Linked DNA regions of Mus musculus: all the other regions are linked to region 5. The links are chromatin loops, found by intact Hi-C in ENCODE. Cell type or tissue: heart. All regions are shown on one strand. Region 1 holds the start of Memo1 (mediator of cell motility 1). Region 2 overlaps Xdh (xanthine dehydrogenase). Region 3 has its middle 82 kb from the start of Gm52299. Region 4 overlaps Spast (spastin). Region 5 overlaps Srd5a2 (steroid 5 alpha-reductase 2). Region 6 holds the start of Dpy30 (dpy-30, histone methyltransferase complex regulatory subunit). Region 7 has its middle 55 kb from the start of Gm31235.

Region 1 (4,000 bases), 280 kb after region 5:
ACGAGAGATAGGGTAGAAAAAGTACTGCCTGTCACTCCTTCCAGGGGCGCTGGGTGCCCCAAGGGTGGGAGCAAAAACTGCGGTCCCCTCGGCCAGCCTCTGGCAACGAGGACCGCGCCAACTCGTCCTTCCCCACCGCAGAGGCCGTCCGCGGAGCCGCGGAGCCCGCGCTCGCCCTGGCCGGGGCCGGCCGGCAACTCCTCGCCCAACTCCGCGGGCGCCAGGCCGCCTGCCCGAGCGCCGGGTGGGGGAGGCGGCGCGGCCCGGCCCCGATCCCTCGGCACGCGGTCAGCGCCCTCCGCCCGCCGCCCGAGTCCCCGCCCGCCGGGCCCCGGCTGCCCAGCTCGACCACCCCGGCGGCCTGGCGCCCTTACCTGAGGCGGTGTACCAGCTCCCGGCGTGGCTGGCTTCCCGGCAGACCACTCGGTTGGACATCTTGGTGCCTGTGCCGCCTATGGTGCACGAGGATGAATGAGGAGGCGGCGGCGGCGGCGGCTCCGCGAGGGGACGAGACGCCGCGGGCCCAGCCCAGGAGGAGGCGGCCGCGGGGAGGGGACCAGCCCGGCCCAGGAGGAGGAGGAGGAGGAGGAGGAAGAGGAGGAGATGGCAGCCAGGGCGGAGGGCGGCAACAATCACCACAAACTCCGCCGGCCGCCGGAAGATGGGGCCCACGGCGGCTTTACCCTAGCCGCGCGGCCGCGGAGTCGCCGCCGCCGCCGCCGCCCCTACCCCTGCCCGAGCTGCTTCCGCGAGCCGCCCCCCGGCCACGCCGCGCGCGGCCTGCCGAGCCTCCCGCTGACCCCACCCCCGTGACTCCGCGCCCTTCCCCACCGCCCCGCCCCGCCCCGCCCCCACCACCGAGGCCTCCCTCCCGCCGCGCGCCCGCCGGCCCCGCCCCGCCCCGCGCCTCCGCCCGCCGTGCCGCGCGCTCAACGGCGGAAGCGGGACCGGCCCCGCGCCATCCCGGGTCGGGAGGCCGCGAGCCGGAGGGCGGCGGCGATCGGTGCCACCTCCCCCCCAACACACACACACACAGCCCGGGGCCGGGGCCTGAACCCGGGAAAGGCAGAGCCTGGGGAGCCCACGCGTCCTTACTCGCCGCTCTACCGGGGCCGGCCCACTGAGCATGCCCAGCGCCGCGGCCGGGCCCGCCGAGGAGGCTCAGCGTGCACGCTCCGCTCTCCGGGGTTTAGCGCCAGCAGAGGCTGGGGGCAGGGCGCGGGGCGCAGGACGCAGCCGCGAGGCGGGGTGAGCCCCTTCCCCCCCCCCCCCCCCCAGCCGCCTGGCTTGTCCCCGTGCGCCGCTGGCTCAGCACACACAACACACACGCGATCGCTGCCTGCCGAGTCCCGTCGGGGTTCCCCCTTCCCCGGCGTCCTTGGTGGGGTTCCCACCCTCGGGGTATCGCCCAGGAATGCAAGTCTGGGGCCACGCCGCGAAGTTTCGCTGGCAGAGACATCGCGCTGCGAGGCGTACTGGGATGGGAGAATATGGGGGGGTGGAGGACCGACCCTGTCAAAATGTAACCTTCGCTTCCCAGGCTCGCCCCTTACGACCTAATGTCTTCGACACAGTTAAATTTACTAATTGTATTTTAGGTATAACTGCAATGTGGCAAAGATTGTCTCAGTTATTTCCTACTGTGTTAAATGGGGGTGACGTTCGTGAGGGAGGGGTACCAAGGATTATGAGTTAATGCGTATGAGGAACCAGACGGGGTAAGGAATACTACAAATGTCACCCTTCACTTATAAAATCCCAGTATTCCACGTAAGTATTCCACGCAGCAAAAGAATTCCTTTACCAGTTGGGTAGAATCACAAAGGAAGTGGTTTGTTTGGCTTTGAAGTGCTGGATTCCAAAACCCAGGAAGTGTAACAGTTCCCCAACTCCCAGAAAGTATTTGGGAAAGAAATCATACACCGGGTATATCTTAGTTTCACATTAAACTAGATCCTGGAGAAGTCCAAAGTAGATGTCTAGCTGCCTAACCAAGTTCGGCGTTCCTTAATGCTGTAACAGTATACTTTTTGTTTGGTTGGGGTTTTTGCCAAGTTCTCAAGTGTTATGAGAAAAGCTCTACAGTTAATTTCAATGGCAAGAAAAAGGTAAATTGCCGCTTTCTCCCAAGAGTTTGTGTTGCTTACCAAACTTAGCAAAGACCCTAATGAATAAAATACAACTTCTTGCGCCAGAGAAATGGCTCAGTGGTTAAAAAAATAAATAAATAAAAAAAAAAAATAAGCACTGCTCTTACAAAGGACCTAAGTTGAGTCAGCATCACATTGGGTAGCGCCCAAGCAAGTCCAGTTCCAGGGGCTCTAACGCCCTCTTCTGGCCTCCACAGGCACCTACGATTACATGCACATACTCCACACACACACACAAATTATAATTGTTTTTTTTAATATTTATTTATTTATTATATGTAAGTACACTGTAGCTGTCTTCAGACACTCCAGAAGAGAGCATTAGATTTCATTACGGGTGGTTGTGAACCACCATGTGGTTTCTGGGATTTGAACTCAGGACCTTTGGAAGAGCAGTCAGCGCTCTTAACCGCTGAGCCATCTCACCAAATTATAATTGTTTTTAAAGATTTCTAGAATGCTTAGACTTTTTGTTTGTTTTGTTTTTTTGGGTTTTGTTGTTGTTGTTGTTGTTTTTCGAGACAGGGTTTCTCTGTGTAGCCCTGGCTGTCCTGCAACTCACTCTGTAGACCAGGCTGGCCTCGAACTCAGAAATCCACCTGCCTCTGTCTCCCAAGTGCTGGGATTAAAGGCATGCGCCACCATGCCCGGCTTTTTTTTCTAAGACAAAGCTTCATTATGTAACTGACTGGCCTGCATGGAACACCCAATGTAAACCTGGCTGTCCTCAAAGAGATCCACCTGCCTCTGGAGTGCTAGGATTGAAGGCAGGCACCACCGCAGCCGCTCTTTTGACACAGGTTCTGGCCTAGGACTGAGTATGCAGACCAAGCTGGCCTTGAACTTGCTGGGAACCCACTTGTCTCTGCCTCCCTAGCACTGGAGTGCAAGCACACCCAGCTCCAGCTTCTTGAAAGAAGTCAGTCGAACCTATTCACAACCACCTCCCCTAACGACTAGCTTCAGTCTATTAGCAATTCTATATGCATTTTATTATTGACAATCTGTTATATATTCTAGTAACTTGTGTTTGACAATCCATAAATGTTATTCATAGTAAGGGCAAGGAAAAAAATTAATAGTCCTTATGACACACAGAATAGAAAAAACAAAGAAGTCCCAGAACCTAACGTTAGTGCATATAGTTTCCAAAACAGAATATCCAAACTTTGTTGTAGTAAACTAGACACAGCAACAGTGCCCATCATTCTGACTTGTATTTGACTTGTTTTAATAAAGATGGCATCTTTATAGCCCTGGATGCTCTGGACTCTGAAATCCACCTGCATCTGCCTTCCAAATGCTGGATTAAAGGCATTCATCGCTACACATCTACTTCTCCACTTTAAGGTCTCTAACTCCAATTAGAGCTTACTAGTTACACTCGATTGTCCAGGTGAAGCTCTGGGAGTCTTCTTATCTAGTTGGCATGAGGATTATGGGAAACACCGCCATGCTTCCGCAAGGATTTATATGGATACTGGAACCCCAGTTCAGGTCTTCATACTTCCACAGCAAGCAGTTTACAGACTGCGCCATCTCCCCGACCCATCAGACTTATTTTTAATCATGCAGGTGTGTTTGTAGTCACGTAGATGGGATATGGTTGCCAGAAGTTTCAGATCCCATGTGCATGCTGGGATTCAAACCCTGGTCCTCTGTACTAACAGCCAATGCTCTTAACTGCTGAGCCATCTCTCCAGGCCCTGGATACGCAGATATACTATAGCATCACTTCGAGCCGGGCATGGTGGCGCACGCCTTTAATCCCGGCGCTCAGGAGGCAGAGGCAGGCAGATTTCTGAGTTTGAGGCCAGCCTGGTCTACAAAGTGAGTTCCAGGACAGCGAG
Region 2 (4,000 bases), 130 kb before region 5:
CCCAGGTCTTCTCGTCCCGGGTTTCGGCACCAACTGTCGCGCGCGCTCAACAGGCCAGGAAGAACGACGCTGCTACAGGATCCTTCTGCACACATTTATTCAGTCCTGTTTCTTCTTTCTCCATATATCTCCCTTGTTTATATCTCCCCTGTTTATATCTCCCCTGTTTTTATATCTCCCTTGTTTATATATCTCCCCCGAACCCTGGGCCTCTCACTCCTTTTATACTCTCTCTCATCCACGCACTGCAGGCCATGCCCCCTCGCCAGTCACGAGGCTTCAGCTAATCAGGGCAGCAGGGGCAAATCTCCACCAAATTGGATTCATCTGTATCCTGGTACACCTGCGCAGCACTCAAGATGTTTGTGTCTTATATGAGGAAGTCAGGTGCAAGTCATATGACTTAGCTGCAGTCCCTGGCGCCTTTGGGACTGCCGCCACACCCGCTCCCCACAGCGAACAAGCCAAGAAGAGCCAGCCAAAACTAATAAAGGCCTGAGAAGCTACTTCTTAAAGGACTGATCTTCATAAGACTTTTCTTTTAGCTCATACTATGTAATTTTCTCCAACAATACCAGAAAACTGCACGTGACATAATTATATGATGTATCTTTGAAAGTTATGTTAAATAATCATTTTTATTACTGAGAAAGTTTGGCTATGAAGCCCTGCCTGGCCTTGGTACTCACTGTGTAACCCAGGTTGTCCCTGAACTTTTAGTAATTTTCCTACCTCAGCCTTGGAAATACCAGGATTACAGATATGCACCACCATGCCTGGCTACTGTTTTATAGATCAAAAACTTGGCATAAGTTTTAGCCTCTCCCTCAGTTACTAGCCCACGGGAATAGTCTACCTGCATCCTTGACAGCAACGCTAAATATGCACTGTAATTACATATACAGATCTTCTAGGATTGCATGCATCTCCTAATAGAGATTGACTTTTCTTCCCTGTGAGGCATAGGTGCAAGACCACCTGCATCAGAATCAAGGAAACTTATTAAAACCTATGTTTTGAGGTTCTGCCTTCTTGGACTACAGAACCAAAATTTCTGAGGTTATGATCCTCAGAGATACATTTTTCTCATGGATCTAGTGACCCTAACACATGGTATTTTGTAAGAACCCATGGCCAAGGTCACAATGTGTTCCAGACCCTACCCACCCTCAGCAGGATAGTGAACCATGACCTGAGAAAATGTTTCATCAGATACAAGTTATGGTTTTCCTTCCTCAGAGACACAGGACTACATTGCTAAGCTAGGTTGATTCTTAACCATGGTCTGTGCTTTTTGTGGATAGGAATAAAGGAAGCTCTCTGTGCACAATTCCCCAGGCTTGTTAGCAAGGCTTTAAGGTTGGATCTCAATAACCAGCGGGGATGACAGGATGGATTGGAAGACACTCCCCTCCTCTGCAGCGAAATTGCATATTCTCACAAGAACATAGAGGTGCCGTATCTATGAAATCATCTCTGAGGATCAAGGACCGTGATTGTATGACAGAGAGCAGCATAGATCAGACTTTGATCCATAGGATTTGCTTAAGAAATCTCTCTGAGGCTCCCTATAGGAGCCAGCTTCAGCCAATATGATCAAGATGTGTTCTCCTGAGCCCGATTCCTTTGGTTCTCAGCTCTGCTGCCTTACCAAGGTCAGTGCCAATCCCCTTCCTTCTTTTGGAGGGATCCCTGGCAGACCCACTAGGCAGGTGACTGAAACTCCTTCTCCCCTGCAGTGGTCTCCCTTCCTAAAGTTTAGAAGGCAGCACAGAGCCACCGTACCTTGGATGCATAGATGGCCCTCTTGTTGGGGCAGTCGCGGAGCAGGGATACTCTGAACTCAATGGGGATGCTGCCAAATGCAGGGATCTTGTAGGTACTGGGGCCACGAGTGTGCAGGCTCCCCTCGGGAGAGTAGTGCAGCTCCTCCATGGTGAAAAGACCAAGACCCTGGACAAATGCCCCTTCTACCTGCAGGACAGAAGGTTATCATGGTTACCACCTCCCCTCCAGTCCCCAGGACAGATACTGATGACTACCATGGATGTAAAACCTGACCTAGAGTGGGACCTGGAAGGGGCCAGTTCCTACCTGGCTCTTGCCACAGGACCAAGGCCTCCCTATTGGATTGTCACTGAACTTGGTCTCAAGCAGAGCATCCCTCTGTTCAGAATGTGTCGGCAGAGTGGTAGATACCATTTCTCACTAAAACCTGCCACTGTGCGGATGGAGATGTTGTCTCCGTCTCGACACTAGTGATCCAACACCAGGACACAAGCTCATGGGAGGGATTTCATTTCTGGAGTAGTCAATCCTTTGAAATTTACCTCCAGCCTCATTGGGTTCCCACCCTTGTCTGTCCTGCTATGACTTACAGATCTAGAGCATCCACTACACTATGTTGGTCCCCATCCGTTCTCCCATCCCTACTCAGAAGAGTGATATGTGGCACTGCCAGAGCTGAACAAACACAAGAGGGCACTGTTGATAATCTTTGTATCCATAGTACTTGATGCAATGCCTGCCTACAGAGGGCATTCCCCAAGCAGACCAACTGAGTGTGTGTGTGTGTGTGTGTGTGTGTGTGTGTGTGTGTGTGTGTGTTGACTAAAGAGTAGATTAGCCTTTTGTATATTTTCCAAGTGTACTCATATTTTCTACCAGATGCATCTGTCTCAAATTGTGACTCCTCCCTCTCGTCTTCTCCAGCTTGACCTATTCTATGAATCCCATATTTGGGATATTCATAGAAAAATGGTTTTCATTTGGGAAGTTCTTTTCCTACTCATGGTTGAGCTCACGCCTTTTGGCGGATCCCTCTACCACCCCAGTCTTGTTACCATTTTCGTCCTAGAGAGTAGTTTATCTAATCGCTGGGTCAGTGGGCAATGGGGAGGCAGCCAGTTCTTCTGAGCTCAGACCCTACTGCTTAAGCATCAATACCAGTCTCTATTGCCCTTCCCCACTGTGCTTATTCCCAGGTACTCGAATACTCCCCTCCCTTCCCTCCTCTCCCTTCCTTCTATCCCTCCTCTCTTACTCCCTCCCCCTTTGTCCTCTGTGTGTGTGTATATGTGTGTACAAGTGTGTGTGTGTGTGTGTGTGTTACATGTGAGCATCCAATGGTTCCTCACACACTATACTGGTGCCTGGGGCATGTGGCTTCCCTTTCCAGGTTAATCTATGTTTATTTGTTTTCTGCATTGAGAGTTGGATGGATGATCATCAACCTAACTCTTACTCAAAATGAGGTTCCCCAAGTACTATGCTCTGGCCTGCTTAAAAACAATGACATGTTGTGTAGCTGTTGATCTTCAGTTATCAGGGTGGGGATGGGCACATTGCTGGCCTATTTATTCTGTTACCACCCTGATCTCCCATACACCTTACCTGTCCGATATCAATGGCAGGATTCAAGCTGGAACCAACATCCATGACGATATCTGTACGGAGATTCTGTGGATGGAAGATAGTTTGAGAAGAATAGAATACCTGAAATCCCACAGTGTGCTTTGATAACTCCTAGATTGTAAATCCCAATTCAAATACCATGTTCACAAGCACAAAGCCCTAAGCAGGTGGACACAGGGATCCCCACCACATATGGATGGCCATATCAAAGCTGACATTTGAGATCTTAGCAACCGAGTTAAATGCAGATCAGAGCTGATCTCGCCACACATCCACAAATGAGTGGTAAGAGAAGGTCTCCAGGGACTAGGGCTTTGAACCTGAGTCTGGGCAGATCTGCGAGAAATCAGTCAATAAAGTATATTGTGGCTGAATCCAAAGCATGCTTGGTTAATAGAGCCTGTAAGATAATAGCCACATTATTAAATAGCTGAGGGGCTGAGGATATAATTTAGCTGGTTGAGTTCTGGCCTTGTATGCATGAGTCCCTGGGTTTACTCGCCCAAATAAGAAAAAAAATCTAAAAATAAATGACTGAAAAAAATATAGGAAGAAGATACTTGTGGCACAGAAAAAAAAAACTATC
Region 3 (4,000 bases), 170 kb after region 5:
AGGGACTGGGAGGAGAGGGAGGGACTGGGAGGAGAGGGAGGGAGGGGAAGAGAGGGAGGGGAAGAGAGGGAGGGGAAAGGGGAGGAGAGGGAGGGAGGGGAAGCTTCTATCGGGATGTAAAGAAAAAGAAAAGAAAAATTATAATACTGTTAAAAATGAAGTTATATCCTTTATAGAAAAATAGACCAGAGATAAATCATATTAAGAGAATTAAGTCAGTCAGAAAAAAGATTTTAAAAAAAACTGTTCTTAGTTTATAGATTTCATATAGATTAGAGCTTATGAATGTTAAAGATACCCCCCCACACACACATACACACACACACACACACACACACACACACACACACACACACGATGTATAAAGTAGAATCAAACTGCCTGTGAGGGAAAGGAGATATAGATTATTCTGGACTGTTTTTCAGAAGTGATTAGAATGGCCACATTAGACACTTAACATTGCTAACACCACATTTAGCCTCCAGCTAAGTTTCTTAAAGGACATTTTCCTATTTTTAATGACTGTTATCTAATATTTCATATAGAAAGGATTTAATGTTCAGGAAATGAGCTAAACTCCGCAGATGGGTTTAATTCACATGTGCTTCTTACCAGAGCTTTGGTTTCCCACAGTGGGAAACTTTGAAATGTCAAAAACTTACCTATGAATTTTGTAATAAATCAAGTAGATGTTTGCATAATATGCCTAAAAAGCAACAAGCTGTTTTTCTACTAGCACAAGTATATGTGCAAAGCAGCAATGGGTTTACCAAATTACAGGCTTATTCCAATGTGTCAGTGTGGGGTTCTGAGGAAGGGCTAGGGTAGGCCTAGCATTGTTTTAAAAGCAGTTTGACATGTTCCAGGAGAAAAGCAGGTTTCCTCCTTTAATTAAATTCAACTGATTTTCCTAGATTGTATTACCTAGCTCATCTTTAATCATTTCTACCAAAAATCTCAAAGTCAAGAAATATTCTATCATAAATTCAAAAGCATATAATAGAATCTCAAAGGGTCAAAGGCAAATAAAAACAGCTATTCAATAGTCTCTGGTATTTCTAATGACAGACAGACAGACAGACAGACAGACAGACAGACAGACAGCTCTAACACACCAGGAAAACCAACTAAAAATTTTTCAATGTTCTCATGCTTAAATTTGTGTTACCTTCTTAGGATGATAGAACTAAACATTTACTTAAATTTCACCTATCTTCTCAACTGTACAGCAAAATCAACAAAGTACACATGAGACATATATAATAAATTTTACATAGTAAAAAACCTATTAACAACATAAATACAAACTTCATACATATTCTTTCAATCACTATAAAAATCAGCATTATAATTTTTTAAAGATGCTATCAACGAACTGTAAACAATGCTAAACAGGCAAAGGCAACACAAAAAATAACAAGATACAACAGTACATATAAAACTAAGAATTGACTCAGTAGCCCTCTTCTGTTCTTTTTTGAACCTGCAGTATTTTTTAAAGATTTATTTTTATTCTATGTGTATAAGTATCTGCCCACATATCTGTAATCTACCACATGCATTGTGTGATGACTATGAAGGTCAGAAGAGGGGATCCAGTTTTAGGCAGGTCTGAGTTGCCACATGGATGCTGGAAACTAAGCCAAGCCCTCTCTATGAGAGCAGCCAGCACTCATATCCTCTAAGTCATCTCTATAACCCCCCTTCAATGCCTTTAAATTAAATGTAGAGCTTACTAGATTTCTAAAATCCATATTCCTTTATCTTTTATAAGCTCATAGAAAGTCTCACTAAGGTCACAGAATAAACTTTGTTTAAGAACTGTTTAGGCACTAAACTTACCATCATAGTTGCTGCACAAGGCTAGGCCTGGTCCTTGATTCTGGAAAAACAGCAGTGAGTTATGTGAAAACTGCACCCAACTGCCACCTACTGTCTGAATGTGTCCAGACTGAATTCCTTGTTCTACTTCATTTCGACCAAATCTTCCACTTTGTTCACACTTAAAACCACAAAATACCTTTTTAAAAGCACATGTAGAAAGATTTCTAGAGTTCTAAATTTGAGTCTTTCTTATTATAAAATTAAAGACAGACTCAGACATAAGGATTCAAAGATAGAGGCTTATATGGGAGATCCCAGTAAATGCCCATAAAGGAATGGAAGTGTCAGAGAAGGAAAAAAGGAGGAGGGTGTCATAGGGGGAGGCAGACAGAGACAGAGAGACACAGACAGACAGACAGACAGACAGACACTGACTTGCTGTGAACAATGAGGACCAGTCCTCTTCTGGGAACTCTACAAGACAGCATGGACCATACCTCCAAAGCATCCAGAAAAACAGAAGCCTGGAATCATCACCCACCAATCCCCACACAACTCCAGCTAAGAGCTGTTCCCAGATCCTATTTCCCCAGCCCCTTTAACTAGTTCTGTAGATAGCTACGAAACACCAAGGTAGAAGCGCAGGCACTTGCAGAACACTTTGTTAAGGACTAGGATGGCTGAGAGTTAGGCATCTGCCATCAAAACTCACTAAGACTCATACACAAAATTTCTGTCATCATCCTATATTACATAAAAGTGGTATTGTTGGGCTGGAGAGATGACGCAGCAGTTAAGAGCCCTGGCTGCTCTTCCAGAGGCCCTGGGTTCAATTCCCAGCACCCACATGGCGGCTCACACCTGTCTGTAACTCCAGTTATAGGGGACCTCACGCCCTCACACAGACATGCATGCAAGCAGAACACCAATGCACATGAAATAAAAATAAATTATTTTTTAAAACTGGTACTGTTGTTATGTAAGCACTAGAAGAGAATTCAAAAATTGTAAAGTAATTCCCTAATAAGAGAATATAAATATGTGTAGTTATTTGAGCCCACAAAAATAAATCTACTTTTATAAGTTGAGGAATTTCTATAAATTATTTTCATCGTATCTGCAAAACTCCTTACTTTCTAAGTACAATAGCTTACAACAAATAGCCACTGCTAAAAACAAAATATGGACTACGGTATAGCACTCAAACAGAACTAAAGAACCAGAACCAGACTCCTGTCCTAGCTATGTTGTGGGAAGGGATGATCAATAGCAATTTCCCAGGAAACCAAAGCAGCTCCCCTGCAAAGCTGAAGTGGACTCCCACTACTGCAGTGTCCTTCCACTGCACACACACCTGGGGAACCGGGCACGTAGCCAAAGCCACTGTAATTAACTTCCAATGCGCCCGAGCACCATGAAATAAGGAACATACCATGGGACAGTGCTTCAGAGCACAGCAAGCAGCGTGTCATGAACTAAAGGCTCTAGGTACCCAGGACAGTAACATCACTTAACGCCATCTGCAATTCCACAGACTTTAAAATATCAGTTCTACCCTCACGGTTTAGTTCGAAGCTTGATTTCAATAGTTAAACTCAAAAATTGGAAAAGGCTTCCAATTAAAAGGTTTATACCAACCTAGATCATGGAAAACACTTTATTATATTGTTTTTTCTTCTCCATCTTTCAAGTTTCAATTCACTAAAATTGAACGAGCAACAACTGAATGTCTATTTTGGCCCATATTCAAATAAATTTCAAATAAAAAAATCTCAAAAAGAATTCCATCTATAAAAAATTAAGTTTAAAATACCTTTATTAAGACTGATTTTTACAGTTTTTAAGTACTTAATTTTAAAACACAAAATTCTGTCAATATATTCTACTTGTTTTCATTTTTTTAGTTTTTATTATTTAAACATTTAACATCATATTGTGTTCAGGAATTCAGAATAAAAGTGAGTAAGTTTTAAGTATTTTTCTGAATTTAATGTTGGCAGATCTAAAGATCAGAACTCAGGTCTTGAATGGTATGGTTGAATATCGTTGGCCTTCAACTACTTTTTAATAACGGCATTTATGTTCTCTTTGGTTTCACTATTTGAGTTACAAAGATAATATATACAATCCTATCAAAGTTACAAACTCAACTGTGCACCTGAACATAACTTATTAA
Region 4 (4,000 bases), 370 kb after region 5:
GATGTGTTCATCATTTCTGTGTCATTTTTTTTTTAAATCTAGATGAGAAATATTCGATTATCTGACTTCACAGAATCCTTAAAAAAGATAAAACGCAGTGTGAGTCCTCAGACCTTAGAAGCATACATACGCTGGAACAAGGATTTTGGAGACACCACTGTTTAAAGGAATGGATGCCTCTGTGAGCCCATAGAACATCGCACTTCACAGGAAACAAGAGCTTTGGCTACAGGAACCCAGACTTCGTTTACAGGACGTTTTAGAGTTTTCATTTTTGTGCACCAAACTTGAAGAGGAACAAGAAGACAGACCTAAATAAAATATGCAATATGAATGGAATTTTTGTTCAAGGCCTTCTTGCGTGATGGTGATGGTTTTGTTTTCTCAGTGGGCACTGTTAGTTAGAGCACAGCAAAAACAGATTCTGGTTCATTACTGATTATAATCATTCTGTAAATAATAATTTGTACATTGCATCCAGATGACAGTATTGCAGAGACAGTGGGTGGTGGAAGACACAGAGCCCTCCCCCCGGTGTCTGTCTCCTGGTGTCTGTCTTGCAGCAGTCTGGTTTCTGGTTTCCTGTCCTACTGTTCCTTAGCTGTATCCCTGTGATTGGGATAGCAAGCGTTCTGAGCTCTTCCTGCTTCCTTACCAGCTCAGTGTGCCAAGTGGAAATCTTCCCATCTGCAGTGAGAGCTGTAGTGAGACTCTTGTCCACCTGGATACACAACCATTAAACACTTAGTGAGTTCTTCACCTGGATACACAACCATTAGACACTTAGTGGGTTCTTTCACATTCTGTTTTTCTCTTTTATTGCCTTGCTGCCAAACAGTTTAGAAAGCAACTTAATAGCAACAGCAAGAGAAAATGTGGCACAACCAGGGTTTGAGAGTTTGAGTCACTCTGTGTAGCATGTGCATCAGTCCTTGTGTGCCCTGCAGTATTTTTTTCTAATATGCCAGAAATCCACTGTAGACTTAACTTACTCCATCTGGAATTCATTTTTGTTGAAGTTATTCTAATACTTTAGAGAGCCAGTTTTAACTCATAAATTGAGGTACCAGTGTGAGAGAAGGGACATATTAGGAGCTAAGACATTTCTAACTTATTGCTTATCACTTTCTTACTGTTTACAGACAACTAAATGCCAGTGGCACTACCACCTCTACTAATTACTGTCCCTTCAATGAAACTTAAAATACCGAATTTTTCTACACGGCATATGTTTTATAGGTTTCTTGTGCTTACTTTGTAACTAAAAAGCGCTAGCCTAATGGTCTACCTTTTGTTTCTGTAAAATGTATAGTAATTCGTTGTTGTTTGTGTAAATATGGCTGGACTTTTATTATAAAAATGCATTATAGGAAGTAGAGGCTCATGTGAGGCCTTTTAAGAACTGTATAAAGGCAAATAGATATTTGCCATTAGTTTACTGGTTAAAAGTTTGTTTACAGAATTTTTCTTTGGTGCTTAAACGATGCTATGTAAAACTTCATGGGTAGAAGGGATAATTCTGTGGTAGCAACACCAACATCTCATGTAAGAAACATGTCTGAGAAAACATACTAAAATCCTTGCTCTTTCCCCCTCTTTCCCCCAGATAAAATTTTTATGATAAAGACATACATCCTCAATTTTACCCTTGCTCTTGTTAAAGATTTATTACTTAAATATAGAAGATGGATTATTTCTTTTCCTAGGATCATATGCTGTTTATAGCTGTAATTTAAATCATATCTCTTAATTATGATTTTAGACATCCCTGGATCATAAAAATGAAGTTTTGATCAATAGGAAAACAAATTTAACCAAAGCTGTGCATAGTTTTTGTTGTGGGCAGTGTCTTTTTAAGGTCTCAAATGTTAATGCATCAGTTATAAAATACTGATAGTCCCACCCGGTGATGGTGCGAGGAACTGCAGCAGTCCTAAGCAGACATCTACAATCAGGCTCTAAAGCTGCACCGCTTTCACTTAGGAGGGGCAGTAACATTCCCCCTGTTTATGTATTAAGACAGGCATCAGCTCAATGGTTAAACAGAAGAGCCTTTAAGATCAGGGTTCATTCTTGATTCTTTAAGGACAAATTTTAGGTGGTAAAAATTTTAAATGTCTAAAAGATACAAAATGAAGTTAACCCAAAACTCAAAGTTATTGCTGTGTGACTGTCCATCACTCACTGTAGAGAAGCACCTCTGTTCATCAGGTCGTAGGTTCAGCTCCTGTTAATGTTTTCTGTGATGCTGTATGACCCAGGTAGATTGTAGGCCATTTTGTTACTGTCTTTTAAGATAGGGTTTCATGGAGCCTAAGCTGGCCTAGAACTCAATGGGTAGCCTATAAATAAATACCTTAAACTGATCTTCATGCCTGCATCTCCCAAGTGCTGGGGGTGCTGCTGGTGTGCATCCCACATCAGGATGTTTGCTCTTTTTCAGATAGAAGTTGCTGGGATTTCCAAATTAACATTAGATTTTTGTGTTGAGCTCTGTTTACTGTTGAAGATAATGTTTAAATAATAAGGATTGGTAGCTCATGTTAACATGACAGAGTCCTTGTAAGCTCGGTGAACTTACTGATCACCTAACTGAGCCAAAGGAAAGACTCAATACAATCTTTCCAAATCTGCTAGGGCTACAAAACTTTTCTGAGACTAGATGCCCATTGGATTTATTTTTGTCTCTTTGCGTTTAACAGGACAAACAGAATTTGAAATTACATGTATGTGGCATTCTTTGTTTATACTGTAAAATTGTTTATATATCATACAAAAGCTAATTCTTTGATAGACTGAACTGCTTAATGGTTTGCTTTTTGTTTTCTTAAGTCAGGTTTTCCTTTAAATGTCTGTCTCAGTTTTAGTCTTACTTTTACTTCTGCGAAGCAAATGACTTAAAGGGTGCATACAGCTACATAACGTGGGGTTTTGTTGTAAATAAATGACAAACTTTGTTTTGCCTTAATTTTTATAGTCTTCGATATTTCAGGGGTGGTAATTTCATGGAGTATTTTCTAACTCTTGTGTCAATAAACTTTGAGCAGAATATGCAAAGCAGTGAATAGAAGGTTCTGGATAGCAATCCAGACCAGTTTAAAAGGACATAAATTCCCATTGGTAGAGCTCTTGTATAGTCCCGCTTGTGCAGTTCATCCCAGCTTATGCAGTTCATTTGAAAATGAAATTCAAGCAGAACACAACAGGCAATTCAGATGAAGAGGTTATCAGGCTGCTGAAGCCGCTGGAAATGAGAAAGGAAATCTTGGAGAGGTAATTGATAAGTTGACCTCTGTCATCTGCAGATTCCTTTCAAATCCTTGCACTTTCCAAAATTTTCCATCTAGCAGGATATTCAAAGGAACCCAGCAGATAACCAAGTCTAAAGAGCTGACCAAAGGGAGCATTCCTGTACACCTACAATAGCCTGAGCTACTTAGACCCTGTCTCACAAAACAGACAAGCCTGTAGTGGTAGTGAATGTCTTTAATTCCTGCACCCTAGAGGCAAAGTGGGTGACTTCTGAAGCCAGCTTGTTCTACACAGAACAGTGCCGCTCACTCTTTGTGATGCTGCGACCCTTAGATACAGTTCTTCCAGTTTTGAACACCCCCAACCATAAAACTATTTTCATATCTGTAACTTTGCTACTGTTATGAATCATAATATTAATACCTGTGTTTTATGATGGTTTTTGGGTGACCCTGAGAGAATGACTGACTGGGCCAGCCAGGGAGGGCTCCACGGTAGACCTGTCTCAAAAACCACATCATAGGAAAAACCGGAAAGATGGCAAAAAATGCACAAAAATACTGCTGTTTGAGGGTAGAGTTTTAAAGTTGAAAATGGAAACTCTAAGGACAAAATGAACAGAAACTCTGACAACTTAAAATCATTTCGGTATCAAGGTTATCTTTTTAATAGTTTAAATCCAGAATAAATATAGCATTCTTTAGAAGAAAACAAGAGTTTTCACAATAGTACCCAAGGGCAAATACAC
Region 5 (4,000 bases):
AACACCTCCCTGAGGATCTGTAGGCAGCTAATAGTTGCTGGGGAGGGAGAGATGTTTTCTTCCTTCGGTGGTGTGGCCACCAGTAAGGACACCATGCTCTTGTAAATAATTCCTTACCAAGGACCCTGTAACCAACTCTAATGAGGCTCCCTTCGTCATGAAAGGTAAGTCAGTAGGGCTAACAGGAGGGCTCAGCAGTCAAAAGCACTTGTTGCACTTCTAGAGAACCCGGAATTTGGTTCCCAGCACACATGTCCAGAGGTTTGTAAATCCTTGCCGAATTACTCAGCTCCAGTATCTGATGCCGTCTTCTGAGTGTCCACACACACATATGCATACAAACACACACACACACACCACGTAAATTAAAGTATACCTTTGAAAATAAGATAAAAACATGTAAGAGCAAGAGGAAAACAAAATAGAAATAAAAGATGCATATAGTAAAAACACATTATAAATTATGAAAATGCCACGAGGCTCATTATTGTGTCTAACTAGACACCTGCTTACAACAAATAAAATTTACAAAAAGCATGGACAACGTTAACTTCAGAGAATCGGCAGCATCTCTTGAAAATATCCCTTCCAGGAGTTTGGGGATGCAACTACTACTATGGATCTCATTTTGCCCTCTAAAAGGTAGGTTGCAGTCCTAGCTCCCAATGCCTGAAGATACAGTCTTATTTTGGACCAACAGTCATGGCATATGTAATGAATTGGAATAGCTCATACTGATGCAGGATGGACCCTTAATCCCACAGATCTGCAAAGAGACATGAAGGAGATATAGGATGAGAAGGTCACAGGAACACTGGTAGAGATTGGAATGAGTCTACCCCAGCCATGGAGAACTAAGAACAGTGAGTCTCCACCAGAACTGAACAGAAAGAAGCAAGGAAGCAAGCCATTCCAGAGAGCACAGCCCTGCCTATCCCTTAAGGCCAAACCTCTGGTCTCCAGAATTCTGAGAAGATAGATATTTTTCCCCTTGCTCTAAGCCATGCAGCTGAGGTCCTTTCCTGTGACAGCCTGAGGAAATTAATGCTGACCAAGTTGTCCTCTTAACTGGTTGAAACTAATGGCCCTCGAGGCATAATAAAGACAAAATGCACTCTGCTAAAGTGCTTTGGGTTTGAACTGGAAGACAAAAGTGATCACGCGTGCCAGAAGAGCCCGGTCTGCCCTGCTTTGGTTTGAAAAGACCCTGTGTGCTCCATCTCCCCCGCCAACGCCTGCCATTGCTTCAGGAGCACCGTCACAAAGCCCTCTTAGTCCTAGTAAAAGAGACACCCCTGGCTCTCCCTCCGGGAGGAATATAACCAGACAGCCTCAATTTGATTTTGACATTGCACCAGCTGGAAACTCCTGGTGGAAATATTGACGGAGAACTCTGTCTATGCTCTTCAGAGACGCTCCATGTACCAGGCAATGCCCCGACTTCTGTCATTCGTTTACTGCCTCTGATGGACAGCAGGTTCTCCTGAAGTGGGCTGTTGCCATGTCTCTCAAAGGCTGTGAACCTTGAAACCCTGTCCCTTTCGAGACAGGAAGTTGTAGGATTAGGTCACAGGAGAAACTGCTGCTTTGCCTATTTCCAAACTGGCCTCAGTTTCTATTCAAAAGGAGCTTGTGCCTCATTTAATCCTAAAAGCTATTAGAAAAATCATTAGCCAGACAAAAACACTGAGGCGAGGCAGAAACACCAAGGAGAAAGATTAAGATGCGCTCAGCTCAGTCCTTTAATCCATGTGTTCCTTCTTGGTCTCTAGGCATTCATCTTTCTATAAAAGTTACTTGAAAGTAAGCAGGTGACGTCCTATCACCTCCTACCTTGAGAGGGACAGGGTTTCAATGATCCCTAGCCCCTCTCTACCCCTGGATTAACGATTTGTTAGACCAACCCTCCAAGGGGGTGGGGTGAGGGTAGGGGTGTGGCATAATGGGACCTTAACTGCCTGCAGTTCCAACATGTACCAGCAGATGGAGCACTCGGAGCTCATCTGCTTTCCTTGCTTGGTGATGGCTGGCAATGGTCTCATCCCTGGAGAACAGACACATCAAGAAATACAGTGGAAGAGAATTGAACTGAAACGTGACATTTCTTTCACCTCTTAACCCACTATCTGAAGTTTCCAGCCAGGTGGTAATAAATCTTATTTGGAGACGAATACTTCTATGTAGATGCAACGACCTTGTGACACTATTAACTGTCAACCTGACCCTTAGGGGGTAGTCTGGTCACACCTGTGAGGGACTGTTTCTATTAAGGATAGCCTCAGAGAAATTCCTGTGAAGGGTTGTCCTGATTAAGTCCATTGATGTAGGAAGACCCGTCTTAATTTTGGCAAGGCTTATTTCCCTCGTGAGGGACCCTGGACTGTCTAAATGAAGAGGGGCAAACAGAGCATATATGGTATGTATGCATTGATTTGTTTTGCTTTCTACTTTTGACTATAAAGGCAATGTGACCGGCTGCTTCAAGTTCCAGCCACCTTGACGTGCATAGCCCGGAAGATGGAGCCAAACGGGCCCTTTCTTTCTTACGTTGTTTCGTTGTAAAACACTATCAGATCAACAGGAAACAAAACTAAGACAGACCTCTCTGTTAAAGGTTTACCTGTGGTGGTAAAAAGCTTGCATCCCCAGGAAACAAAGTGTGAAAAATGCAAAAGCAAAGGCTGGAACAGACCAAGTGGCCAAAGCGTAGCCCATCCATTCAATAATCTCGCCCAGGAAATTGGCTCCAGACACATACGTAAACAAGCCACCTGTGTGCAGAAGAATCAAAAAAAGACAGCACTCAGAACAGCGTTACCGTGACACTGCATCCCTGTGTCTCATTCCAAAATGCACAAAGACAGGCAAAGGAACGTAAAGCCAGCATTCAGAGGAAGCTTTGCAGAGACGCAGGGAAACTAGCCCCTTGTCTGGAGAATGTTCTGGAATCCTGAGGAGTGGCCCTATCTCCCTGAGGGGCTTCCTGCCCGTTTCTTTACAAGGGACCACCAGCTTCAAGCAAGACAAGCAAGAGGTGCCGAAGACCTGCTTTTTGTCTCGTTTCATGAAAGGACTTCTTCAGGCAGCTTCTTCCTAAGACTTTCCTGGCAAGGTCAAATGCCAACCACTAATGGTGCATTCCAGCCCCACAAAGTGAGACTTAACATGTGTGAGTGATGTGATTCTTGTCTGACCCTCTGATTGTCCACTACCCGGCCCCCTACACTATACACTGTTCAAGTTGAAAGCAGTGAATATTTGGCTTGGGAAAACTCAGCTGCTGCTAAGTTACCCCACAAGATATTTCCTCTCTCAGAACTATCTAAAAACCAAGCTATGTCCAATGACATCCAATATACCCACACTCAAACTTTATGAGCCATATTAAACTAGGAAAGCTGTGACCAAAACAGCTTTTCTCCTTCTATAATTACATTACATTGTGCTTTTAAGTCATTCTATCTCGGTCTCATAACTCGGTTAAAACCCTTGGCAGTCTGGTTTTGTAAGAACTGTCTCTGCTTATCTTTACGTAATTATTAAGCCGAAGTTTTAAAGTGTTGCTGTGGTTGGAATGTGAGTGCTGCCCTCAGATTCTTGTGGACACTTTGTCCCCAGCTGGTGAAATGTTTCAGAGGGGTATAGAACCTTTCAGCCATGGGCCCTTGCTGGCAGGTGGAAGGCTATCAGGTATGGACTATAGAAAGAGAAAGACAGCCTGGTTCCTGCCCAAGTTCTCCACTCTCCTAGCTGCTATGGAGATTGAAGCAAGTCACTCCATGTTCCTGCCACCAATGACAAGAACTCCCCTAGTACGACAAGGCTCCCTCGCCTAAGCTTCCTCACTTGGACGCTGTGAGCTGACGTCACTCTGTCCAGTAACTTTGTCCCAGCTGTGCGCAAGCTGGCACAAGGAGCGAGCTTCTTTCTATTGCTTTTTTTTTAAAGATAACACTGTTCCCCTACCGTTCTGCCCATGACACCTTTGACTGTGTGAAGG
Region 6 (4,000 bases), 300 kb after region 5:
CAGAGCGTAGGCCAAGCGTATACAAAAGCCTGGGTTCAATCCACACCACGAATAAACAAGTGCACCTCGACTCACACACAGCACACCTACAGACATACATAAGACCACACATACACAAGGTGTAAAACGTGTAACTGTGTGAAAAGGTTAGAGAGATGGCTTGGGGAATTAGATAAGTTGTTCTGCAAGCAAGCATAAGGACCTGAGTTCAAATCCCGGGCCCAAATGTAAAAAGCTAGGCACTTAAAAACTATAGACAGGACTGGAGAGAAGGCTCAGCAGTTAGAAGCACTGACTGCTCTTGCAGAAGACCAGCGCTTGGTTCCCACCACCCGCGGGGTAGTTCACCAATTGTCTCAAACTCCAATTCCAGGGAGGATCTGGCACACTCTTCTGGCCTCTGTGGGCACCAGGCAGGCACATGGGGCACACATACGGATGCAGGCACAATAACCAAGCACATAAAATGAATTTCAAAAGCCTAAGAAATATAAATAAGAATATAGACAGCCAAAGCTGGAGTTGGGGGAGGGGGTGTGTGTGTGGTTAAGAACACCAGTATAGCAGCAGGAGAGTGCTTGAAGTCAGCCTGGTCTACAGAGTAAGTTCTAGGACATCCAGGGCTACATAGAAAAACCCTGTCTCAGAGAGAGAGAGAGAGAAAGAGAAAGAGAGAGAGAGAGAGAGAGAGAGAGAGAGAGAGATCCTCATTCAATCCCCAGCATACATGGTAGCTCACAACTGTCTGTAGCTCAAGTTCCGGCCTTCTGATGTACATATATACCCAGGCAGAACACCCATAAAGCAGTAAAAAGAAATATATAAACCGGGTTCGGTGCACACACCTTTACTCCCAACACCAAGAGGTGGAGGCTGGTGAATCTCGGTAAATTCAAGGCCAGCATGATCTACATAGTGAGTTCCAGGACAGCCAGAGCTAATGACACCCTATCTCAGGGGGAAAAAAATAGAAAAAATAAAAAAATATATATACATACATATAAACACACAAACACAGAGAGGAGGGAGGGAGGGAGAGAGAGACAGAAAAAGAGACAGAGAGAAGCAAAGAGAGACAGAGAGAGATCACACAAATATAAATACAATGCAATCCTTTTGTAAGAGTCAGTTCTAGGTCAGGCAGGACTGCTCAGTGTGTAAGGAGCTTGCTACCCCCACATCTAACCTGAGTTCCATCTCCAGAACCCACCTAAGGGTGGAAGCAAAAAACCTACTCTGTAAGGGTGCCCTCTGATCTCCACACACTAGTGCACATGCATGAGCGAGCGTGTGCATGCGCGCACACACCCACAAGTAATAATAATAATAATAATAATAAAATAAAAAAGAAAACATGTCTAAGCTTACTTTCCGCTGACCTTGAACAAGTTACTCAACTTTAAGCATTCTGGAGCTGAAGATACATTCAAATTAGCCTGGTATATATCTCACAAACAGCAAAGTGTTGAATAAATTCTAACACCTGTTTGTACAACTTCTTGGAAACGTGGTCCTGCCCTTTTTTTTTTTTTTTTTTTTTTAAACCAGAACTTAATCCCTCGAGTCTCCCATTCACACACAAATTTTCTCCGGGAAGCCTCCATTTTCCTAACCAAACCTTCCCAGCTCTGGTTCCGGGATCATCTAATCTTTCATTTACAAAGTACCTTTATTTTTAGCCAAGTATTAGCATGCTAGTAAAAAGAAGCCACTTATAATCTGATACTACGGAGAGATCGCGGCAGCAAAGAGTTCCCTCGTGCAGAGTAGCCTAGTAAACCGATCCTAAGTTTTCTCCAGCTCTCAAGAGACCCATAGATGCATGCGGCAGAGAAACTGAGCGAGTTACCTCAACGCTGTCTGTGAGCCCGTACTCAGAGTGAGGGTTTTCTGCAACCTAGAAAACAAAATACAGTCACAGAGAGAGACATCCGCCCGTCCCGCGCTGCCTCCCCGCACACCGCCACCCTGAACCCAGGGCCTCCTGGTACCTGTGTCTGTCCCTCCAGCATCTGCTCCGACTCCATGGCGGACCCTGCAAACCGCAATCAACCGGATACCAGTCTTGCAAAACAAGAAGAGCCGCGAGTTAGTTACCCGGGAGATTTCAAGTGGAAGACGCCAGGACCCGGTGCGGTGCAGCCCAGCCCGGGACCCCGCCCCTCACCCCCGCGGGCAGCAGACGCGCGGGCTGGGTCGGGCCACCGACTGGCCGTCCTCGTCGCATCGCGAGGCTCGGAGGTCGTCCCAAGGATGTAGCGGTGGGAGGAGGAGGACAGGGAAGCTGATTACCCGCGCCAAGGCTGTCGGTTCCTAAGTGCCCTGCACGGCGCCACCGACTCACAGCGCGAACCGCTTCGGCCGTAAGTGAGGGACGTCGCGCTGCCGCCGCGCCTGCGCAGAGCGGCCCCGCGGGCAGAAGTGCCCGAGCCCGCCTAAGTGGGCCTACGCCTCTGCGGTGCGCGGGGTGCCTGGCCACCTGCCGGCTCCACCCTGCCGTAGATCTTTCTCCTTTAGACAGTCCTTCGTGGCACCTGGAAGTGACGGTCCCCGAGGAACCGAGGCCACTCACTTGCTGAGCGATTCTTGCTCAGGCTTTACTAGGGGCTAGAGGGCATCCAGCGGTTGATTACTTGGCTAATCTTACAGGCGACTTAGGTTTGGTCTCCACCGCCCACATGGTGGCTCACAACTATCCCTAACTCCGGTTCCGGGGAGCTGACTCTCTCTTTTTATCTACGCAGGCACGAGGCACGCGTGTGCTCCGCGCACATTCAGGCAAAACACGCATATATACGTATACATACACACATATATAATTTTTTTAAGGCCAAAGGGAAACAAGGAGGAGTGTTTGGGAATTCTTGGGCGGCTTTTATTCAAGCCCTGCAGTCTATGAGGATACCACGTTCACACTATTCTACATTTATGTCTAGATTAGTTTTTTTTTTTTTTTTTAATTACTTTCCAGGGATAAGGAGTTCAGCTCATGGTCGAGCGCTTTCCTGGGATAACCAAGGATCTTGGTTCAATTTCTACAGAAGAAATGGCTTTCCAGACTGTAGTATTATGGATTCCAACCTGGGTTGTGTTTGCTTGTTTTTACATTTTAAAGCCAGGTGTCTGAAATCCCAGCATTTGGCTGACTGAGGTAAAGAGGGTCAAACGCCAGCCAGAGCTTCCTGAACGGGAGTTCCAGGAGAGCCTGCTTTCCTGTAATTATTGTAACTGTTGATGGATTAGGATTTCAAGGGTATGGAGAGGTTGGAATGCTGCAAATCTAGAGACACTAGTTAGTTGTCTTGAACCTAGTTAGCTCCCTAAATAGCCTTTAATACCCACCTCTGTCAGGGACCTAACTTCTTTACTAATACTTCTTACTAGTGAGTTTCTTGGAATGTTCAGACTCCTAGCTAACACCAAAATGTTTCCAAAAAGCCTTCAGTTGGCAGGGCAGTGGTGCTGCATGCCTTTAATCCCAGCATTTGGGAGGCAGAGGCAGGTGGATTTCTGAGTTAGAGGCCAGCCTGGTCTACAGAGTGAGTTCCAGGACAGCCAGGGATACACAGAGAAACCCTGTCTCAAGAAAAAGAAGGAGAGGGGGAGGGGGAGAAGAAGAAAAGAAGAAGAAGAAGAAGAAGAAGAAGAAGAAGAAGAAGAAGAAGAAGCCTTCAGCTGTCCCTACAATGATTATAGCTAAGATTTCCAGACTTTCCTACAACCCACACACCTAATGTACTTGAAAAGAGCTTTTGTGCTTGGTGTGGTGGTGAGAAAAGAGATGGTTTAGTCACTTTAAAAACAAAAACAAAAACAAAAACTTACTGCTCTTCCAGAGTTCAGTTCCCAGGCACACACCAGAAGTCCAACAACCACCCAGAACTCCCGAGATCTGACACCGTCTTCTGGCCTCTGTGAGCACTTGAACTCACTTGCACTTACACAGAAATGTGGTATATATACGAATACATAACTAAAAATAAACCTTAAAATGTACAAT
Region 7 (4,000 bases), 110 kb after region 5:
AAAAACAGCTTTTAACGCTACTTTGGAGACAAATGTAGGTATCTAGGCACATACATACATACATACATACGTACATACATACATACATGCATACATACATATGTCTTAGTTAGGGTTTTGATTGCTGTGACAAAACACCATGCCCAAAAAGCAAGTTGGGGAGGAAAGGGTTTATTTGGCTTACACCTCCCCATTATAGTTCATCCCTGAAGTAGATCAGGACAGGAACTCAAACAGGGCAGGAACCTGGAGGGAAGAGCTGATGTAGAGGCCATGAAGGGATGCTGCTTACTGGCTTGCTTCACATGGCTTACTCAGCCTGCTTTCTTATAGAATCCAGGATCAATAACCCAGGGATGGCACCACCCATCATGGGCTGGGCCCTCCCACATTGATCAGTCATTGAGAAACTGCTTTCCAGCTGGATCTTATGGAGCCATGTCCTCAACTGAGGCTCCTTCACAGGCTGATGACTCCAACTTGTGCCAAGTTAATACCCAAAACCAGCCAGTACACAGACAAATAGAGTGACAGACAGATTGACAGACAGACATGATAGATACACAGACAAACAGATGGACATCTACATATAGCCAATTGATATATGAATACACAGATAACCATATAGATATATTGACAGGTAGATACATAGATGATAGATAGATAGATAGATAGATAGATAGATAGATAGATAGATAGAAAGATAGATAGATAGATAGATAGATAGATAGATAGATAGATAGATAGATAAAGATAGATGAGAGTAGAAATATTGTACAAACAAGATATTCCCATATCTGGCATTCATTAACTATAGAATAAACACTAACTCTCACACTGCTTATATCCCATATTTGTATGGTTCACATCCTCCACTCTATGAATTTTTTATGCATGTGTATACTACAGAAAGCACATGTGTGTGTATACTATGGAAAGCACATGTGTGTGTATACTATGGAAAGCACATGTGTGTGTATATTATGGAAAGTCCTTGTTGTGAACTCACTCATAAAAATAATATTATAAACAGACTTGGAGTGGAGCTTTAAATAGATCAACATCTATAGAATTGCTCCCACGACCCAGCATCCTACATAAGTCAGGGTTCTCCAAAACACCCCTGAGAAACAACATAAGGAGGTGCCTACACTGGACATTTTATTTAAAAAAAAAAAAGTCTGGCACTGGAGTTTTTATCAAATATAACTAAATGAAAAGTCTATAGCTTCTGCAATGAGCATTACCCGCTCTGTAGGGTAACTCCAATTAAACTTGCTCATGAATATAAACAAACATTATGTGAGTGAAGCTTATAAAATAGTTGCTTTCCTTGTCTTATTTTTTATTTTGATGTTTTTCTCAGATTATTTTTAAATAAAATATGTCTAATTTGAGACTCCTAAAAAAAAAAAAAAAAAAAAAAAAAAAAAAAAAAAAAAACGCCTGGGGCTGGAGACGTGGCTCAGCTGGAAACATTGCTCAGCAGTTAAGAACTGCTCTTGACTGCGCTTCCAGAGGACCAACCCCAGCTTGATTCCAAGCACCCACATGGTGGCTCACATCTATTAACTACAATTCCAGGGGAGTAGATGCCCTCTTCTGGCCACCACAGGCACTGCATGCACTTAGCACACAAGCATGTATGCAGGAAAAACACTCCTACGCATAAAATAAAAATAAAGGAACGTATATTTAAATAAATCATTTTGAAAACAACTAGAAATTAACCTTGTAACCCTTCAGTATTGCATGGCCTCTGACTTCACAAAGCAAATTTAATGAGACATTTATGAAACTCACTACTCTTGCTTTACCTATAATAAAATAAACAAAACAAACTTAACAAGCCGGGCTTGAGTTGTAACCTCAATTTGTCTTCAGCTTTCATCGTTACTTCCCTGGCTTGGGTATTATGATCACTACCTGGAAGAGGGAAGAAAATGAATGGAAAAAAACAAATCATGAAAGTTTAGAAGTAGAGGGGAAAGGTGGTTTTGTTATAAGTGATGTGCACCTCACCCATACGGTTATCTCAACCTTCCCGGGACTTTGAGCCATTTGATTCTAAATGACAGAAAATGGAGAATAAGAAAAACAATAGCTTTCATGTAGCGTGGAGAAAAGGCTGACTCCCAGCCAGCGTGGTCCGCTGACTCTCCTATAAGGAAGGGCCCTTTACAAACTTTCAGATTTGTTCTGTTCTTCTGTCTCCTTCCCCATCTAGACAGTGGAATGGGTTTGTCTGATTTTAAAAAGCCCTGTTGGCATTTCCACTGAAATTACATTAAATTTATAGATTAATTTACAAAATTTATATCTCTGTGAGATTGAGTCTTTACGTCCAAGAACAAAATATCCCTTTCCATTTCTGCAAGCCTTCTTTATGCCCCTCTCTTGCACTTAGAACTTTTCCTTTTATGAGGCTTGTTCATGCCTTGCTACGTTTATTTCTGAGTACTTACTGTATTTTCTGCTTCAGGGAAATTGGACTTTTTTTTTTTTTCAAATCCAGAAGTGTAACTTAAAATTGACTGAAGCAAAATGGTCACATTACTCTTCAGACTAGACATGCTCCTCGCTGACTAAAACGTGCCAGGCCAATATGAAGATATAAAGCAGTGTTTCTCAGCCTTCCTAATAAGGTGACCCTTTAATACAGTTCTTCATGTTGTGGTGATCCCACCACCACCACAAAATTATTTCGTTGCTACTTCAGAACTATAATTTTGAGACTACCATGAATTATAATGCAAATATCTGATATGCAGGATATCTGACATATGAAAACCACCCATAGGGTCTCGACCCACAGGTTGAGAGCTGTTGCGGATAGCCCTGGGGCTAATTGTACTTGATGTTAATTCTGTTCTCCTGTGAGGCGCCTGGAACAAGGAATAAGTCAGCACTCGGGTGAGTTCCTGTAAACTTTCTTCCTACCTTAATTTACAAATAAAGGCTAGAGCTGGTGATTGGGCAGAGAAAGAGGGGAAGGTGGAGCTGAAGGGAGGGAGGGAGAGAGAGGGAGGGAGGGAGAGAGAGGGAGGGAGGGAGAGAGAGAGAGAGAGAGAGAGAGAGAGAGAGAGAATGAGAATGATGGAGGAGGAAGAAGAAGGAAAGTGGAGCAGAAGCACCTGACCTGGAGAAACAGCAAGTCTCTTGCCCGGCAGTGGTGGCGCACGCCTTTAATCCCAGCACTTGGGAGGCAGAGGCAGGTGGATTTCTGAGTTTGAGGCCAGCCTGGTCTACAGAGTGAGTTCCAGGACAGCCAGGGCTACACAGAGAAACCCTGTCTCGAAAAACCAAAAGAAAAAAAAAAAAAAAAAAAGAGGGGAGGGGGTCTCTTCTATGGGGAAGATGGTAGTGTAGCGGTAGATCTGCCCAATCTAGGCACACAGCATGGATTCATATTAATTGAGTTGTGTTTTCATTGCCCGGGCTTATTAGGGTTGGAGATTTACCGCAACAGAGAACCAGTAACAGAGCACTGCGCAAGGTGAGGTTATTTAAATTTTGTTTTTAGAAATACCGGGCAGTGATGGCACACACGTTTAATCCAGGACAGCCAGGGCTACACAGAGAAACCCTGTCTCGAAAAACAACAACAAAAAAAAAAAAAAAGAAAGAAAGAAAGAAAGAAAGAAAGAAAGAAAGAAAGAAAGAAAAGAAATAGAGTGGAGTTTTCCCATAGCCTTCAGCTGAAAATATCTGTTAAAATAATAATGATTGCTAGCCTTTCGCCTTAATGCCAATCACTTGACAGAATCTACAAGATGACCCTGAGGAATGGTGTGACATTAGAGAACCTCTCTAGTCAGGAGTAGCTTCAGACTATGGACATCAACTAAGAGCAAAGAAACCGAAACAGGTAAAGCCCGCCTTTTTGTGGTTTGTTACAGCAAGGGAGACCATCACCATCGCGTGCATTCCTGCAGAGAAGCAAAAGCTACGTGGTTAGAAGCTGTTGGGGATGAGAGTCGGCCAGAGGGCACACCGGCAG

Evidence for each region. Hi-C counts contacts between places; a loop is a spot of excess contacts. Peaks named below come from ENCODE experiments on the same cell type or tissue, not always from the same donor. Only the 100,000 strongest peaks of a DNase experiment are listed, where the experiment ranks them.
Region 1: a loop joins it to region 5, with 4 times the contacts of the local background. A loop is called at or near these places in 19 of 42 quality-filtered maps.
Region 2: a loop joins it to region 5, with 2.5 times the contacts of the local background. A loop is called at or near these places in 8 of 42 quality-filtered maps.
Region 3: a loop joins it to region 5, with 11 times the contacts of the local background. A loop is called at or near these places in 13 of 42 quality-filtered maps.
Region 4: a loop joins it to region 5, with 2.2 times the contacts of the local background. A loop is called at or near these places in 3 of 42 quality-filtered maps.
Region 6: it touches region 5 in a loop (3-fold over the local background); 5 of 42 quality-filtered maps call a loop at or near these places.
Region 7: a loop joins it to region 5, with 2.2 times the contacts of the local background. A loop is called at or near these places in 5 of 42 quality-filtered maps.

What each region holds. Positions count from the first base shown.
Region 1 is chr17:74,294,318-74,298,317 of GRCm38, forward strand. It overlaps Memo1 (mediator of cell motility 1), which reads right to left and starts at 546. Exons shown (of 9, transcript NM_133771.2): 1 at 375-546. The coding sequence starts at 435. In heart, CTCF peaks have their summits at 571 (motif pointing right) and 2,339 (motif pointing left); DNase peaks (open chromatin) are centred at 474, 1,044 and 2,344; H3K4me3 peaks cover 2,286 bases; H3K27ac peaks cover 2,265 bases.
Region 2 is chr17:73,889,326-73,893,325 of GRCm38, forward strand. It overlaps Xdh (xanthine dehydrogenase), which reads right to left. Exons shown (of 36, transcript NM_011723.3): 33 at 3,394-3,459; 34 at 1,786-1,974. Among named protein-coding and RNA genes, the nearest start is that of Xdh, 59 kb to the right of the region's middle. In heart, a CTCF peak has its summit at 2,457 (motif pointing right); no DNase peak of the experiment used is centred here.
Region 3 is chr17:74,191,742-74,195,741 of GRCm38, forward strand. It overlaps a transcript of Memo1 not described here. Among named protein-coding and RNA genes, the nearest start is that of Gm52299, 82 kb to the right of the region's middle. In heart, a CTCF peak has its summit at 1,939 (motif pointing left); a DNase peak (open chromatin) is centred at 3,190.
Region 4 is chr17:74,388,148-74,392,147 of GRCm38, forward strand. Spast (spastin) reads left to right here. Exons shown (of 17, transcript NM_001162870.1): 17 at 43-2,966. The coding sequence ends at 165. Among named protein-coding and RNA genes, the nearest start is that of Slc30a6, 5.5 kb to the right of the region's middle. In heart, a CTCF peak has its summit at 1,914; no DNase peak of the experiment used is centred here.
Region 5 is chr17:74,018,764-74,022,763 of GRCm38, forward strand. Srd5a2 (steroid 5 alpha-reductase 2) reads right to left here. Exons shown (of 5, transcript NM_053188.3): 4 at 2,621-2,771. Among named protein-coding and RNA genes, the nearest start is that of Gm24475, 20 kb to the left of the region's middle. In heart, no CTCF peak of the experiment used is centred here; a DNase peak (open chromatin) is centred at 1,968.
Region 6 is chr17:74,314,053-74,318,052 of GRCm38, forward strand. It overlaps Dpy30 (dpy-30, histone methyltransferase complex regulatory subunit), which reads right to left and starts at 2,381. Exons shown (of 5, transcript NM_001146223.1): 1 at 2,293-2,381; 2 at 1,992-2,064; 3 at 1,850-1,897. The coding sequence starts at 2,027. In heart, a CTCF peak has its summit at 2,501; a DNase peak (open chromatin) is centred at 2,389; H3K4me3 peaks cover 2,203 bases; H3K27ac peaks cover 1,986 bases.
Region 7 is chr17:74,133,599-74,137,598 of GRCm38, forward strand. No RefSeq gene overlaps it. Among named protein-coding and RNA genes, the nearest start is that of Gm31235, 55 kb to the left of the region's middle. In heart, a CTCF peak has its summit at 1,618 (motif pointing left); no DNase peak of the experiment used is centred here.